Regions from separate parts of the Homo sapiens genome. Here regions 1 and 2 are each linked to region 3. The links are chromatin contacts, found by Hi-C or POLR2A ChIA-PET in ENCODE. All regions are on one chromosome and are shown on one strand. The core of a region is the stretch at or near the end of the contact, and the rest is flanking DNA. Distances in the headings are between cores, read along the strand shown.

Region 1 (5,125 bases), core at 1,687-4,186, 490 kb after region 3:
AACCACTTGCTCATTTCAGCTAAAAAACATATTCAGGTTGTCAGCCTGTGCCACTAGCTGATTTTGGCTCAGAACATTAAGGTCACTGACATTGCCTTCTCAACGCATGTTATCAATTGAACCTGCTGCAGTAAGAGAAAGTTGAGACAGAATTGTTGTCTAGGCCAGGAGCCAGTCAGGGTCTTAGGGGATGACAACGTCCTTGGTCATCTCATTTAGAGTCTAATCCTCAACTTCACAGCCAGAAGGTCAGTTCTGTGGGTATATGTAGGGAGAGCTGGGCTCTAGGGTGCTGATTAACATTAATCAAATTAATGCAAGAATAATACATAAACTAGAATGTTCATCATTTTCCGTTATAAAACATATTTATATATAAAATATAATCAAGAATCACAAAATATAATCAAGAGTACCAGAATTCCCATGCCCATGCATCAGTAAATTCTCTGCATGATACTTACAAAGCCAAATTTGAATGAGAAGGTTGCTTAGTTATCTGGAAACCAAAGCCAGGGTGAAAAACAAAACTATTTTGGTGGCTGTCATCATGAAACCCAACAACTCTGCCTCACCATTTTCCAAGTTCACTGTAGTTTATTTCCCTGTGTAATCCATCTTGCATTAGGACAAAAACCAACTAAGTCAGCTGTATCTTTAGACTAATATATAGCCATACTCCTCTGAGTTGATAGCTCGAATACTTTAATTTAGTTTTAGGTATTCCTCAAACTCTCCAGGCTCCCATTTATAAATCATTGCTTAAAATGCTTTGGTTCTGCAGATGGCTGGTGTCAGATTGACTTTTTCTAATACAGCCTTATGTTCAATTTTGGGGAAGCCTATATCATATACAGAAAACAGTTCAATGTTTCAAATTGTAGAAAGAAAATCAGGAAGACATTATAGAGAAAAGACTTAGTACCAGTTTGATATTGGATCTCTGGTGAGGCATTTGATTTTTAATATTTATTATCATATCCTAATATGTTCTGAAAGATGAAAGACAGTCATCATTTATGGTAGGCAGGATTCTAAGATGGCCTCCAAGATTCCCACCTCCTAATAAATAGGCCCTGCCATAGTTCCATCCTCTTGAATGTGGGCAGGACCAGTGACTATGATGAGATATCACTCCCATGATCAGGTTCCTATTCAGTTGACTTTGAGTTAATCAAAAGGGAAACTAACCTGGGTGGGCCTACCTAATCTGGTGAGCCCTTTAAAAGGTGAAGCAGCAGAAAGATGCTCTATTGCTGGCCCAGAAGGAAATAAACAGCCATGCTGTGAACTGAACTGCCTATGGAAAGGGCCATGAAACATACCATTACTCCAACATTTGTGCCTCCTCATATTTCATCTCTGTCCATTCTTCCAAAGAACTTAAACTCTATATGATAGCAGAAAAATAGTAAAATTTTTATACGTCATTGGAAAGAGAACGTTGAATATATGGTTGTCCTGAAAACATTTTTTAAAATGCTATACTTTGTCATATTTCCTTCCAAAAACCAGCTGTCTGGTATGAAGTCCAGAGCTGAGTTTTGAGACAGAGGCAAAAAAGAACCAAATTCCCTACAGTAATATAGTGAGAGAGAAGTTGAGCTTTAGGAATAAGAAGAGAGTTCAATAAGATAGTGAAAAAGAGGTCTGTGAAGGACAGAGCCAGTGAGAAATTTACTTGAGCAGGAATGGCCAAAGAACTTGTAAGATCAGGAGCGCTCAACATCTGTTTTAAGTTGTTTGCTGTGATGTAACCCCCCTCCACCGACTCAGATCAGTGGGGCTTCAGAGGATGAAGGAATCGGGCAGTTCCTAATAGGGTGTAATGCTAGGGGGAAGAGGTGGACAACATATGTAGGGGATAATAAGAAGAGAGGTGAAAAAGAATTCAGATGAAGCAGAAGTTTTGATTCAGAAATGACTTGAAATATAAACTCCCTAAACCATGAGAGATATTTCAAGGCTTCTGGGACACCCATCATAAGTAGAAGAGGATTTTGAACCATTTTAATTTGAAAATTATAATGAAACAGATGAGCCACTAATGCTGGAGGACTTAGGAACTCCCAGACAGTTGACATCAGCTGAAGCAGATGGACCCACTGTGTGATGGTGCAGCTCTCTTCCCACCTTCCTAATCTCGGCACCTGTGGCTGCATTCCTCAGTGGAAAGCAACACTCACAGTGGCAAGAGGAGGGGCATTTTAAACTTCCTTTTGTGGGAAGAACACTTCTGTGCTGAGACCAAAAACGTGGTGCAAGACGAAGGATGCCATGTCACCATCATTGGGTGCGCCCCTGACCACAGAAGATCAGGATCAGTTCTCCCGTTTAGAACCCATCATTCAACTGCTAAAGACCAATCACCCATCATCCAAGTTGGACTACATTAGATTGATAAGAAGAAGCTTCACTGCAGGCAGTGGAGATGAGGGGTATTAACTCTGATGTGAAAGTCCATGCAAGACATTTAAAAAGCTCTCTCCACATTCTCATCTCAGGTAATGGTGTCATTACCTGATGTCAAGATGAACCTATTGCTCCCATTAAGACTAGTGAGTCAAACTTTGGAATAACACCATCAGACATTGCACTTCTTTTCATGCCCATCTTATCAATACTTCATAAAATATCAAACTCCTCTCCCACAAGACTCCTAGGGTTGTATTTTTTGGGCAGTGATTCTGAATAATCTTGTGCTTAAAAAAAGACTCAGATCCAGATAATAAAATGATAGAAGCTCTTGCTGAATAACCTCAAACATGTAAAAAGCAAACTAGGCAGTAAACTTCATGAGGACAGAGACCCTGGTTGTGTCTGGTTGGCCATCATCTCTCAGGTCTTAGCACAGTGCCTGACAAATAGCAGGCCATGATGACTCGGCCTCTTTATGCTTCCTGAATGTCAGGATTCATTTGCGTGGTCTGGTCTCCAGTCTTCTGGCTGTCTCTGTCTCCCTGAAGATGCCCAGGACAAAAGGCTACACAGCTGCCCTGGGCCGCTGAGTCATCTCCCTATCAGGAAATTGTTTCTGCCTTAGCTAAATAGGTAGGCAATTTTCTGCCCATTTCAGACAGAAAACCTAAGTTTAAAAAAGATTAAGTGAATAGCTCAAGGTCATATGCAAACTCTGGCCCAGTTAGGAATAGAACCCAAGTGGTTCCTGACATTCAATCCTATGGTTACTTTTGCAGAGGTGCCTATCTTTGTAATTTACAGATATTGTTCCCAAATTGCTCACTGAAAATTCTGCCTAAATATTGAAGGTAAAACAGCTTTATGTGTCCAATAGAGAGAGAAAGAGTATATATAAAATGAAATTTTTCCCACATGAGGAATGAATCACTGTAAGGAACATTTGTTCAGTTGTTTCATTATAAAATAAGAGCATTCCTCCTGGCTGCCACAAAATCCAAATGCTCCATTTTGTTACTAAACACTCCTTCTAACACCAAGCCAAAAATAAGTCACAATGTTAATGCAAACATCTTGCAAGCAAATAAAAGGACTTGTGCCAAATTTATCAGAGTTAGAGGGAAATTGTGTCAGACCTGTCTATGAGAAACTTTCTATTAGATCACCAGTCAATAGGATACCAGCATCTGCTGATCCTGACTGAAAGACATGAGTAATAACAGACAACTTTAGAAAATACATTTTTCTTCCATAGTTAGCAATGCATGACTCACTAGAACTCTCCAGACACTATACTGCATGAATGACTCAAAATTCTACCAAGGACAGAGCACAATCAGTTCTCTCTTCCTGTGCCAGGATTTCTCGTTCCAATTATACTGATTCGTTAGCTTACTTCAAAGACAGAAAATCTTGGTCCATTATCTTTCCTCTTTCAAAAACAGTCATGTATATTTTAATATAAAGACAATTATTAGGGTGCTACAGGAAAACAGAGACTAAACATAATAGCGAATGCTGAAAGCAATCTTCAATTGGTTCAACTCTCATCATTTGGGAGAATGGGTTGGGCAATGACCATGGTTAAGTTTCTTCTGGAAGATTGACCAATGAGAAGAGGTTGTTGCAATACAAGAAATATCGTATTGTGTCACACCAAGAGCCTGCTCATCCAAATCTTCAGTAGCTGATAGTGGTATCAAGGATATTTTGAGAAATATTTCAGTAGTTACTCTCCACGACAGAGGCCTTGTTTCTTTCAAATAACTGTTTTCCTCAATAATTGCAAAAGCCTCCCAGTGAAAGTGCACACCTCTAGGCTCTTTCCTTTTCATTCTATTCTTGGCATTCCATCTCCAGTTTAATATTATTGAAGGATAATTCTGATAATGACATCAACGTAGCATAGTGACTAAGAGAATAGGTCTTGGAATTAGGCCACCCGGCCACCAATTAATTTTTTTTTCTTTCTTTCTTTTTTTTTTTTTTTTTTTTTTTGAGATGGAGTCTCTCTCTGTTGCCCAGGCTAGAGTGCAGTGGTGCAATCTTGGCTCACTGCAACCTCCGCCTCCCCAGGTTCAAGCGATTCTCCTGCCTCAGCTTCCCAAGTAGCTGGGACTACAGGCACCTGCCCCCACACCTGGCTGATTTTTGTAGTTTTAGTAGAGATGGAGTTTCACCATGTTGGCCAGGCTGGTCTCAAACTCCTGACCTCAGGTGATCCATCTGCCTCAGCCTCCCAAAATGCTGGGATTACAGGAGTGAGCCACCACACTTGGTCATCACCAATTATGTTTTTAACCTCTTCATGCCTCAGTTTTCTTATCTGTGACATGGAGTTTGTGAGATGCTTGAATAACTTTTAACTTTGTGTTAAAAATGAGTGTGTAAGCAAACAGAGCATTCATGGTTAAGAGAATAGGTTCTAGAATGACATTTGGGGTTAAATATGTTGGTTCTGCCATTTAACTGTCTGCAAGGCTGAACCAGTTACCTTATTCTGTATAGCAAATCACCCCCAAAACTTTCTGGCTTATGACAGCAATAATCATTTTTTTTGTCTTCCACAGTTTCTGTAGGTCAGATTTGGGGAGCAGCTTGGCTGGGTGGTCTTGGACACAAGGTTTCTCATGAGGTTGCAGTCAGATATTGGCTAGGGCTACAGTCATCTGAAAATTAGACTGGGGTTGGAAGATCTACATTTAAG
Region 2 (4,504 bases), core at 1,219-3,718, 350 kb after region 3:
ATTGAAAATAAATTTACTATACCTATTACTTGAGCCTACTCGAGAGAATTCAGAACTAATATTAGAGGAAGAAATGGGCACAGCAGCCAGAACATTCCACAGCTGGGCTTTTGGAATGAGGCAGTAGGAAAAAGCTGTGATTTTGTTGAGTAAAAGGAATGAGCTGGGATCTGGTGTATCCAGAGTCTTTCCTACTCCATATGGGCTTTCTCAAGTCTTGGGGAAGTCACTGTGAAGAAATGCCACTTCCCAAATGAACATTGTGAATGTCTTGGCAATTCATTTCTGAAGCAAATCTTATCTAAATAAGACATGGGAGAAATGAATGGTGATTTGATCATGGTTAGGGGGACCACAGGAAGTGGTCTGCAAAGAGAACAGCTGCTGACCAAAGAAAGCAAATGCTCGATAGTACTTGCTCTGGGCCAGTCACAGGTCTCAGTGCTGTACAGGTGCCAACCCATTAACCCTGAGGACAATCCCATGAACTAATTATTATCATGATGCCGTTTTATACATGAAGAAAATGAGGCACAAGGATGTGAGATAAATTATCTAATATTATTCAGATTAGCCAATGGTAGGACTGGAGTCCAGGTTCTTACATTTTTTTTTTTTTTTTTTGAGATGGAGTCTAGCTCAGTTGCCAGGCTGGAGTGCAGTGGTGCAATCTCCTCTCACTGCAAGCTCCGCCTCCCGGGTTCAAGCAATTCTCCTTCCTCAGCCTCCTGAGTAGCTGGGATTACAGGCACGTGCCACCACGCCCAGCTAATTTTTGTATTTTTAGTAGAGATGGGGTTTCATCATGTTGGTCAGGCTGGTCTGGAACTCCTGACTTCGTTATCCACCCCCCTTGGCCTCCCAAGGTGCTGGGATTACAGGTGGTAACTACCACACTATGAAAGAGGTTTAATAGAATGCTACACATCAGGCAGGGAATAGAAAAATTGGTGCTAAGTCCTTCCACTTTCCATAGCAAGTGCCACAACAATGTCCCATGTATTAGACTTGCAAGATGGTCCTCATCACTGCCATCAAGACTAGAAGACTCCCGTGGTATTAACTTGTCACAAAGACCTAAAGAAAGGCATGCAATCACTGAGGGAGAATTTTTCTGAGGAGAGAAAGAGCCTGGGAGTGGAGACTTGATTAAGAGGCACAACAGAATACTGAAGAAACAACAGGCTGAGATTCAGGAAGCTCTGGAACAATCATTTCAACCTGAACCAAAGGGTTAGGTCTGAAAAGTCTAACAAGAATGTCCAAAGTGTCTCCAAGGGCCCAGGTGAAGTGACCCTGTTAGGCTGGTAATGAACAGAAGAAACAAAAATGATCAGGCCATAGACCAATCATGGTATGAAGCCAAGTCCAGTTAACAAAAATATGCTGCATCCCTGTGAGTTACCTTCTTCATGGTTTACTCCTTTGGTAAAATGGCTTTGCCCATTAAGCACCCAACTAACAGAGTTGTACTGAAGACCATTAGAGGGGCAATGTCTCAGAGAAGCAAAGGGAAAGGAGGCCCTCCCAAGGTCATAGAGGTTAGAGAAGAGCCCCTAATTCCTTCATACCGCCTGTGGAAGGTACTAGCAAGCACACAACTGGTAGCCTTCTCTTCAGTCTGTTCCATTACAGTGGTTTCCTTCTTCTCTGCTGTTATGTTTAATAGGAAAATGCAATGTATCCTCTGAAATTTTAGCTTTGAGATTGCACCAGGATCTAACATGTGGTGCTGCGATGTCCTGACCATGCCACCCTGGCCAGTTCACCAGGCCAGGCAGGGCTGAGCCTGGAGCTAAAACAGATTGCATACCCAGGCTTCCCCCCAGGGCCCAGGACAGCTGTCATATGCCCGTTTCAGGCCACAGAAAGGATGATAAAAAAAAAAATCTGTCTTCTCTCCTCCTTCTCAGAGCCTTTTCTCTGCAAAGCAGTGTTTTTTTCAAAATGGGATAGCCAGCGCCCTGCCAGGGATAGAGGGCAAAAGTCAGCAGCCAAATGAGTCAACTCCATGGTCCCTTCATGACACCATTCAGTCATGAGAGTGTTTTCCCAGAACTCAGCACCCATCTGGGACCTCTGGCCCCTCACACCTGCTGCTTGTTCTGTGGGACATGTCCTGCCCTCTGCTCTAACCCCCTCCTTCCTTGGACCTGCCTGATTCCCATTCATCCCATAGGAATTACCTTGGTGACCTTCCTTGGGAAGTCTGTCTGCCTGCCTCAAGGTTACAGGGTAGGCCATTTATACATATGTGGTCCCTCAGCACCTCCTGTTCACTTCACTATAGGATTTATCAAGCTCTATTGCAATTGCTTGTTTACTTTTATTTTCTCTCCTACTAGACTGTACACTCCGGAGGAAAGGGACTGTGTCTAGGTCATGGCTGATAACCAGTGCCCAATTCTGGGCCTCAACAAATGCCTTGTGGGATGAGCTCATGCTGGAACCTAGCGGGTGTGCAGACTCGTGCATCATTCAGGAGCAGTGTGCTCAAGAACAGTTACTGATGTCAGACAGGCCTGGGCTACAATTCTAGTTCTGCCACTTAGTAGCTAAGTGTTGTTAGACCAGCCCAAAGCTGAATTCTCTCATTCGTAAAATAACAACCACAACAATGATAATACTTACTAATTTTGTTATGATTGCACTACCTACCTCAGGATTTAAATAAGGATTAAGTGAGATATTCTAAGTGCTTAAAATAGACCTTAGCACATTCCAAAGGCTGGGCGACTATTAGCAATACACCTCTCCTCCCCCGATGCCAGGTTCTTCTGCTAGAGTCCATTTTGAAGAGAAAAAATTATTAGATTTGATGAAAATAAAATGGAATTGTTTTTCAAAGGCAGATTCCCATCCAGCAGAAGCACTTAAGACAATCATCTTTCACAACGATGAGTAATATCTCTCACGCTGTCATCCAGAATGACTCACAGCATCAGAGGGTCTCATGTCCAAGGGCGCATTCGAACTGTTTCTTAAGAGTCATTTCTTACTCATCACAAAACTCACCATTAGGTGGCAGCCGAGCCGGGGGCCCTCAGAGAAAAGAGCGAACTGACCTTTGAAGGCAGAGCCGCTACCAGAGGCCACACCGCTGAGAAGCGAACATCTGACTCATCTGGGGAGTGTTAGCCCAGAAATGACAAGGGCTTAATTCAACAACGTGTAAAATATCACATCCCCATGCCCAGAGGAGTACAATAGACCCAGTAAGCCCAAGAGTAATCTCCCCAGAAATAAAAGAATTAGGGCTGTTGACAAATGAAGACAAAAGCTTCTAAACCATTTTAGGTGCTTGTAATAAATTTGATCCCAAGATAATTAAGTGATATTGTGAGCAGCCTCATCTAGTCGTGTGTCTCTCCTGCTTAAAAGCCTTCACTGCCCCACCGGGTTTCTCAATCACTGCCTGTGTGGGTTGCACGGGGGGTAAGACCGGTGTCAGACTCTACAGGGGAGCATAAAAAAAGAAACATTCAATACACCTCCTATTTTCATAATACAAACTGCAGAGAGTAAAGCTTGATGGACTCTATCTGGTGCTAATATGCAGATGATAGAGTGAAAAGGCATGGAAAGGACATGGATTTTCAAAAAGGCATCAGAAACATGGGCATACTAATAACAATAATGTTAATTAACATGTATTAAGTACCTGATATGCACTGTGCTATCTACCTTACGGGCTTTATCTCATTTAGTCCTTAAAATCAGCCCATGAGGTAGGAATTATTAATATTCCCACTTGACAACTAGGGAAACTGAGGCTCAGAGAGATTAAATGATTTGTCTAAAGGCACATAGCTAGAATCCAGAGACAGGATTCAGACCTCAGCAGTCTGACATTGGAGCGATCACAAGGACATCCGAGGAGCTTGGCAGGACTCCTGAGTGCTCTGGTATGTTCCTTCCTTTTTGCCTTCACTCCTCCCAACTGGACGCTTGGTGAGCTAAAGAGCTGCAGAAAAGCAGCTTTCTGGGTTGAGCTGAACATTCCTGAAGCTGAGAGGTTCCACTGAACCAAGAAGAGACCAAAGGATAAACAGCACCATCAAACAGGCATTCGTCCCTGGGCCCTCCATGGCTGAGTACCAGCCAAGACTTTCACTATTCCAAGATAGAAGCCTCCACAGATAGAAATTCCCAGCCTAAACAGGCTTCAGCCCATGGTTATTATTAATAAAATGCAGTCCTCCTTGCCTTGAAAGCTTTGGGAATCTCTCTTCTCCAGCTTTCTTCTTTCAAGGGCAGGGCCCTGCGTTCCCCACACTCTCTCTTACTCTGAGGCCTGGCACGTGCCTTCTTGGCAGTGTTATCATGGCAGATATGCCTTTTAAACTTAGCTCAGACATTGCTTCCTTTGCAGAACCACACCGGCCACACTCAGAGTTCCATGTGCTCTCTTCACCCTCAGAGGACTCTGTAAAAGCCAGCACGGAGCACTTCTCTTACTGTTGTTCACCTATTTGTCAGACTTCAGCACTAGACTATGAGCTCC
Region 3 (4,732 bases), core at 1,606-4,105:
TATATTAGTTTACTGTTTGGTATGTGCATTGTCATGATTCGTTTATTTGCTCATGTTTTATCTGTGTTTGTATTTTTGTGTTTGTGAGTGTTACTATGCTATGGCAAAAAGGGCCTAGACTTTGAATTAGCGGATCTTACTTAATATTCACAGAAGCCTGGAAGTGTAAACACTGCTATCCCTATTTTATAGATAAAGAGACCTGAGGTCCAGAGATGTCATGTAACTTGCTTTGGTGTGGTTCTGAACAAATTATGTCTCTGTATCTCAGGTTTCCTTGTATGTAAAATAGGGATAACTTTCAGTTGTTGTGAGGAATAAATGAGCATTTATGAGAATAGTAATTAGAAACATAACAATTAATTGTTAGTACCCTTCATTCCTTTTCCTCTGCTATACAGTGATTTCATAAGAACAGAGAACCGAGGATTCAGTTACACAGTATTAACCTGTTTATCTTGGCTTACTATAAGTACAGAGAATTTTTCTCTTCTCTTGAGGCACCCCTCCTCCCCCATCACCTTCTCAAAATGGAAAAAGTTCAGGGGGAAAAGGCATCATGGGACTCCAGCATTGTTAAGTATGGGCAGTGTTCACTGTTATATTACAGTTGGAATTTGTTATGTTGCTTTAGTTATGAATCATGTCAGTAATTACCCTGAGGGTGGTGTTAGTTCACTATTCAAGTACAAACAAGAAGGGAAGTAGCAATGGTAGAAGAATAGCTAGGACATACTCTCTGTACCTAACCTGTGGGATGGAAGCACATATACTCTTATTCAGAGAATTTTATAAAGAGTCATGATGTTAGATAATTACTTGAATTTAGTTTTAGAATTTTCAGTTTGTAAACTTACAGTCAAATCTTAACTGGAATTGTGAGGAAGGGCTCTAGAATTCTGGATATGCAAGAAACAAAGAAGAGAAATAGGAGAAATCGATCCTAATTAGTGTGGCTTCTGAATTTCTGCAGCAAAATAAAAGGCTGTTATTAATTATTGAGTTTACTAAAATTTTAGAACTACTCTAAGGCAATTATGCTTCAATCATCTAAGCTTACTTACCTTTAATTATAAAATAGAACAACTTTTTGGCATTTCATTTTTCCAACTATTTATAGCATGTTTTAAAAACTCTGAACTGTCACGACCCAGTCTGTTTCAACATACACATTTGTGGTCCTTGGTGTTGTTACTAATTTACTTAATTGGGTCTTCATATTTTCAGCTTTTCTCAGAAATGGCCAAATATCAAAGGTATTTTTGGTGTCTTCCTGTAAGTGCTAGATTTAGAACATGATAAGGAAACGTAGAATAGGAAACAGCTGGATTTGTTTCTTAGCCTTTTCAAAAAAGCCTTTTCTTACTTTGCTAAGTTTCAGTGGTTCTTATCTCCACTAAATATAACAACAAATTTATCTTTAAGATTTTGATTATATTCCTTAAGAATTCTTCAAAGACTAACATAAATCTGTCTTGCTATCTTTTAAGTCTGGTCATTTTATCATTATGCCCTTTTCTTATTTTAAGATAATTTAATTGTCTAAAAGTTTTTAAATTTACATATTAAGTAATGATAGTTTTTATATTAGGTTTTATCATTTAGTTTTTTTCTTTTAAACATTAAGATGAAAAAGGTGGAGAAGTGAAATTACTTGTCTTTTACATGAGTCATAAACAAAAATGAACATAGGATACACTAATCCAATACTGAACTTACTATCTGTTCTTGAAAATATAATTTTTTTGCATTATCTTTTTCATAGGAATATCAGACACCTTTAATAGTGTACACTTTTAGATTGGCATCTGATTTAGTTGAACCCACATATTTTAACGGGGTCTTCTGAAAATAAACGTTTGCACATTTCAGTTCCAATGAAGAACAAATGGCCTGGGGAAGGGATGGAGAGTGGTAAAGAAATCCCTTGTAGAAAACCTTTTTTTTTTTTTAAACAGATGAGTCTCACTCTGTTTTCCCAGGCTGGAGTGCAATGACACAATCATAGCTCACTGAAGCCTTGAACTCTTGGGCTCAAGTGATCCTCCCACCTCAGCCTCCTTAGTAGATGTGACTACAGGTGTGAGCCAACACACCCAGCTAATTTTTTTTATTCTTTGTAGAGACGGGGTCTTGCTGTTGCCCAGGCTGGTCTCAAACTCCTAGACTCAAGTGATCCTATTGCTTTGGCTTCCCAAAGTGCTGGGATTAGTCATGAGCTGCCACTCTTGGCCTACAGAAACTATTTATATGTGTCCTTTGCTTTATTTTTCTTTAAATGCAGGTCCATTTTTTCCCCTCGTTTTAGGTAGCTAAGATTATATTGAATCATGTGTGTTTCAGTCTTTGTCATCTCAGGAAGTCTTATGAGACCACAACATAAAGTATAGTAATTTTTGTCCAATAATTTTGGCCATTAGCAAAAATTACCTATATGACATATAAATCAAATGGTATAATTTTTTAGTGCTAAGTCTTAAGTAGTATTCATTTTTATTTAAATAAATTGCTTCTGTTCGTAAAGTACTATATATAAAACCTTTTTACCTTTTTTATATATAAAACCTATGATTCATAGGTTTTATGTCCTATTAAAATATGAGCTAACAATAATTGGTAAAATTAGTTGGAAAATTATCAGTTTTAAAAGAAAATTAAATTGAAGGTTATGTTGTTAGTAATTTAAAGATCTCCTGTGTTTTGATGTAAAAACACTATTTTTTAGCAGCAGTCAAAGGGCTTAAGTAGTATGACTTTTTGTGTAACTTGGATTGTGCAATTGCTTTTAAAAATGAAACTATTTCTCATTTATAATGAGATAATGGAACTCAGTGTATCGGAAGAGCAGACTGAACACACACTTCTACCTCCTTTCTCCCCGCAAACCCTACAGAAGTGACAAAAAAGACACATATCACAGGGGAGTGAAACCCAGCAGTACTCAGACTGTGAAGCAGAAAAACTGTGGAGGGAAGTGGAGGAGTTGATTCATTTTTTTAGTATAAAAAATAAATGATGAGTGTATTGTGGATACAATAAAGTAGAGAAAACCACAGCACACAACACCCCCAGGAAAGGGGACTGGTGGAAGTGGGAGTCTTAGAGAGCCCCCAAGCTCAAAGTAGCAGATACAGAGAGTGGGGCAATAATCAGGAAGGTTTTCTAAAGTGCTGTTTGGCAATGGTCCTCAAACTTGAGCATGCATCAAAATTACCAGGAGGGCTTGTTAAAACACATATTACAGATTGCTGGGCCCAGTCACAAAGTTTCCAGTGTAGGGTCCAAGAATTTGTATTTCTGATATGTTTCCAGGTGATACTGATGCTGCTGGTCTGGGTACTACACTTTGTGAGCAACATTTTAAGAACATGAAACACCTGGACCAGTCCCCCATCTAAGGCCATGCCAGCCTATGAGAATAAAAAAAATGCACCTCTGTAGTCCCAGCTACTTGGGAGGCTGAGGAGGGAGGATTGCTTGAGCCTGGGAAGTTGAGGCTGCAGGGAGCCGTGACTGCACTACTGCATTCCAGTCTGGGTGACAGAATGAGACACTGTCTCAAAGAAAAACGAAAAAAAAGCACCTTCCTCTTTACTAATGGATTATAAAAAGATGCCGTCCGGACACAGCAACCCTAAGCTTGGTATGCAGAGTTTAGGCTGAAGCCCCATGCTGTTGTGCAGTGCATAAACTGTACAGATACAAGCCCGCGCCCACCTTCAAATTTTGTGTACACTTACAGACACGGGGCTAGGGTTTCCTGATGGTGCCAAAGAGAGAAGCAGAACAGAAATTGAAGTAAACCGAGACTTCTGTAACAGACCTAAAGAAAAAGAAATAGGAAAGGCAGTTCTTCCTAGGAGGAAAATACAACAAAGTATTGTACTGGTAGGTTATGTAGTTCCTTACTTTGGTATTTTCAGGTACCTCAGTTCAATATTTATTCATTACCATAAGAAAGACCAGAGGAAATGGAGGAGAGAAAATAATAAAAAAGAACAGAAAAAAAAAATTCCAAAACTAATGAAAACCAGGGGGCTTCAGATGGAAAGGGCCCATAGTGCCAAGCATGATGAATGAATGTGGATACTTTTTGTTTTTTTTTAATGACAGTCTCGCTCTGTCGCCCAGGCTGGAGTGCAATGGTGTGATCTCCGCTCACTGCAACCGCTGCCTCCTAGGTTCAAACGATTCTCCTGCCTTAGCCTCCTGAGTAGCTGGGATTACAGGCACGAGACAACGCGCCCAGATAATTTTTGTATTTTTAGTAGAGACGGGTTTTCACCATGTTGGTTAGCCTGATCTTAAACTCCTGACATCGTGATCCGCCTGCCTCGGCCTCCCAAAGTGCTGGAATTATAGGTGTGAGCCACCCCACCCAGCAAAAAATTCAGAATTCTAAAGATAATGAGAAAATTATAAAAGCTTCCAGAGAGAAAAAGTAAGCTATTTTAGGGGAATGAGATCCAGATCAGCACAGAAGTTCTCATTAGGAATACTGGATATTTTATAACCTAAAATTTGTCAAATATGACAGCAAAATGAAATTTGGAAATGCAAGGACTCAGAATGTTTATCTTTTGACTGCCCTTTTGAAATGAAATTACTAGGGAATATGCTTTAAAAAAATGAAAAAAGAATCCACAAAAGGGAAATCATAAGACCTAATAAAAAAACTGTCACACCAGAGCAGAGAGAAAAATGCAAAAAATCCTACGATGCAACAAGCCCA

Evidence for each region. A loop is a pair of places that touch in the nucleus more often than their neighbours do. ChIA-PET counts read pairs that join two places held with the same protein, here RNA polymerase II (POLR2A). Pooled maps may share reads with other maps.
Region 1: a loop to region 3 is called in a pooled map, with 5 times the contacts of the local background. The contact joins two enhancer-like sites. A Hi-C loop is called at or near these places in 6 of 50 pooled maps. POLR2A ChIA-PET finds 5 or more read pairs at or near these places in 4 of 52 experiments (OCI-LY7, activated CD4-positive, alpha-beta T cell, activated naive CD4-positive, alpha-beta T cell and 1 more).
Region 2: a loop to region 3 is called in a pooled map, with 5 times the contacts of the local background. The contact joins two enhancer-like sites. A Hi-C loop is called at or near these places in 3 of 37 single-sample maps with no recorded cell type and 10 of 50 pooled maps.

Annotation. Positions count from the first base shown.
Region 1 is chr13:48,888,840-48,893,964 of GRCh38, forward strand. The region is part of intron 2 of LOC107984559 (a long non-coding RNA gene); the gene reads left to right. Among named protein-coding and RNA genes, the nearest start is that of FNDC3A, 85 kb to the right of the region's middle. Within about 2 kb of position 2,937, at least 7 of the 41 ENCODE cell types and tissues checked have a DNase peak (open chromatin) inside an H3K27ac peak, as active enhancers do.
Region 2 is chr13:48,746,868-48,751,371 of GRCh38, forward strand. No RefSeq gene overlaps it. Among named protein-coding and RNA genes, the nearest start is that of CYSLTR2, 95 kb to the left of the region's middle. RefSeq lists an enhancer at 2,507-3,706. Within about 2 kb of position 2,469, at least 18 of the 41 ENCODE cell types and tissues checked have a DNase peak (open chromatin) inside an H3K27ac peak, as active enhancers do.
Region 3 is chr13:48,400,441-48,405,172 of GRCh38, forward strand. All of the region lies in intron 17 of RB1 (RB transcriptional corepressor 1), which reads left to right. It also overlaps a transcript of LPAR6 not described here. Among named protein-coding and RNA genes, the nearest start is that of LPAR6, 10 kb to the right of the region's middle. Within about 2 kb of position 2,856, at least 5 of the 41 ENCODE cell types and tissues checked have a DNase peak (open chromatin) inside an H3K27ac peak, as active enhancers do.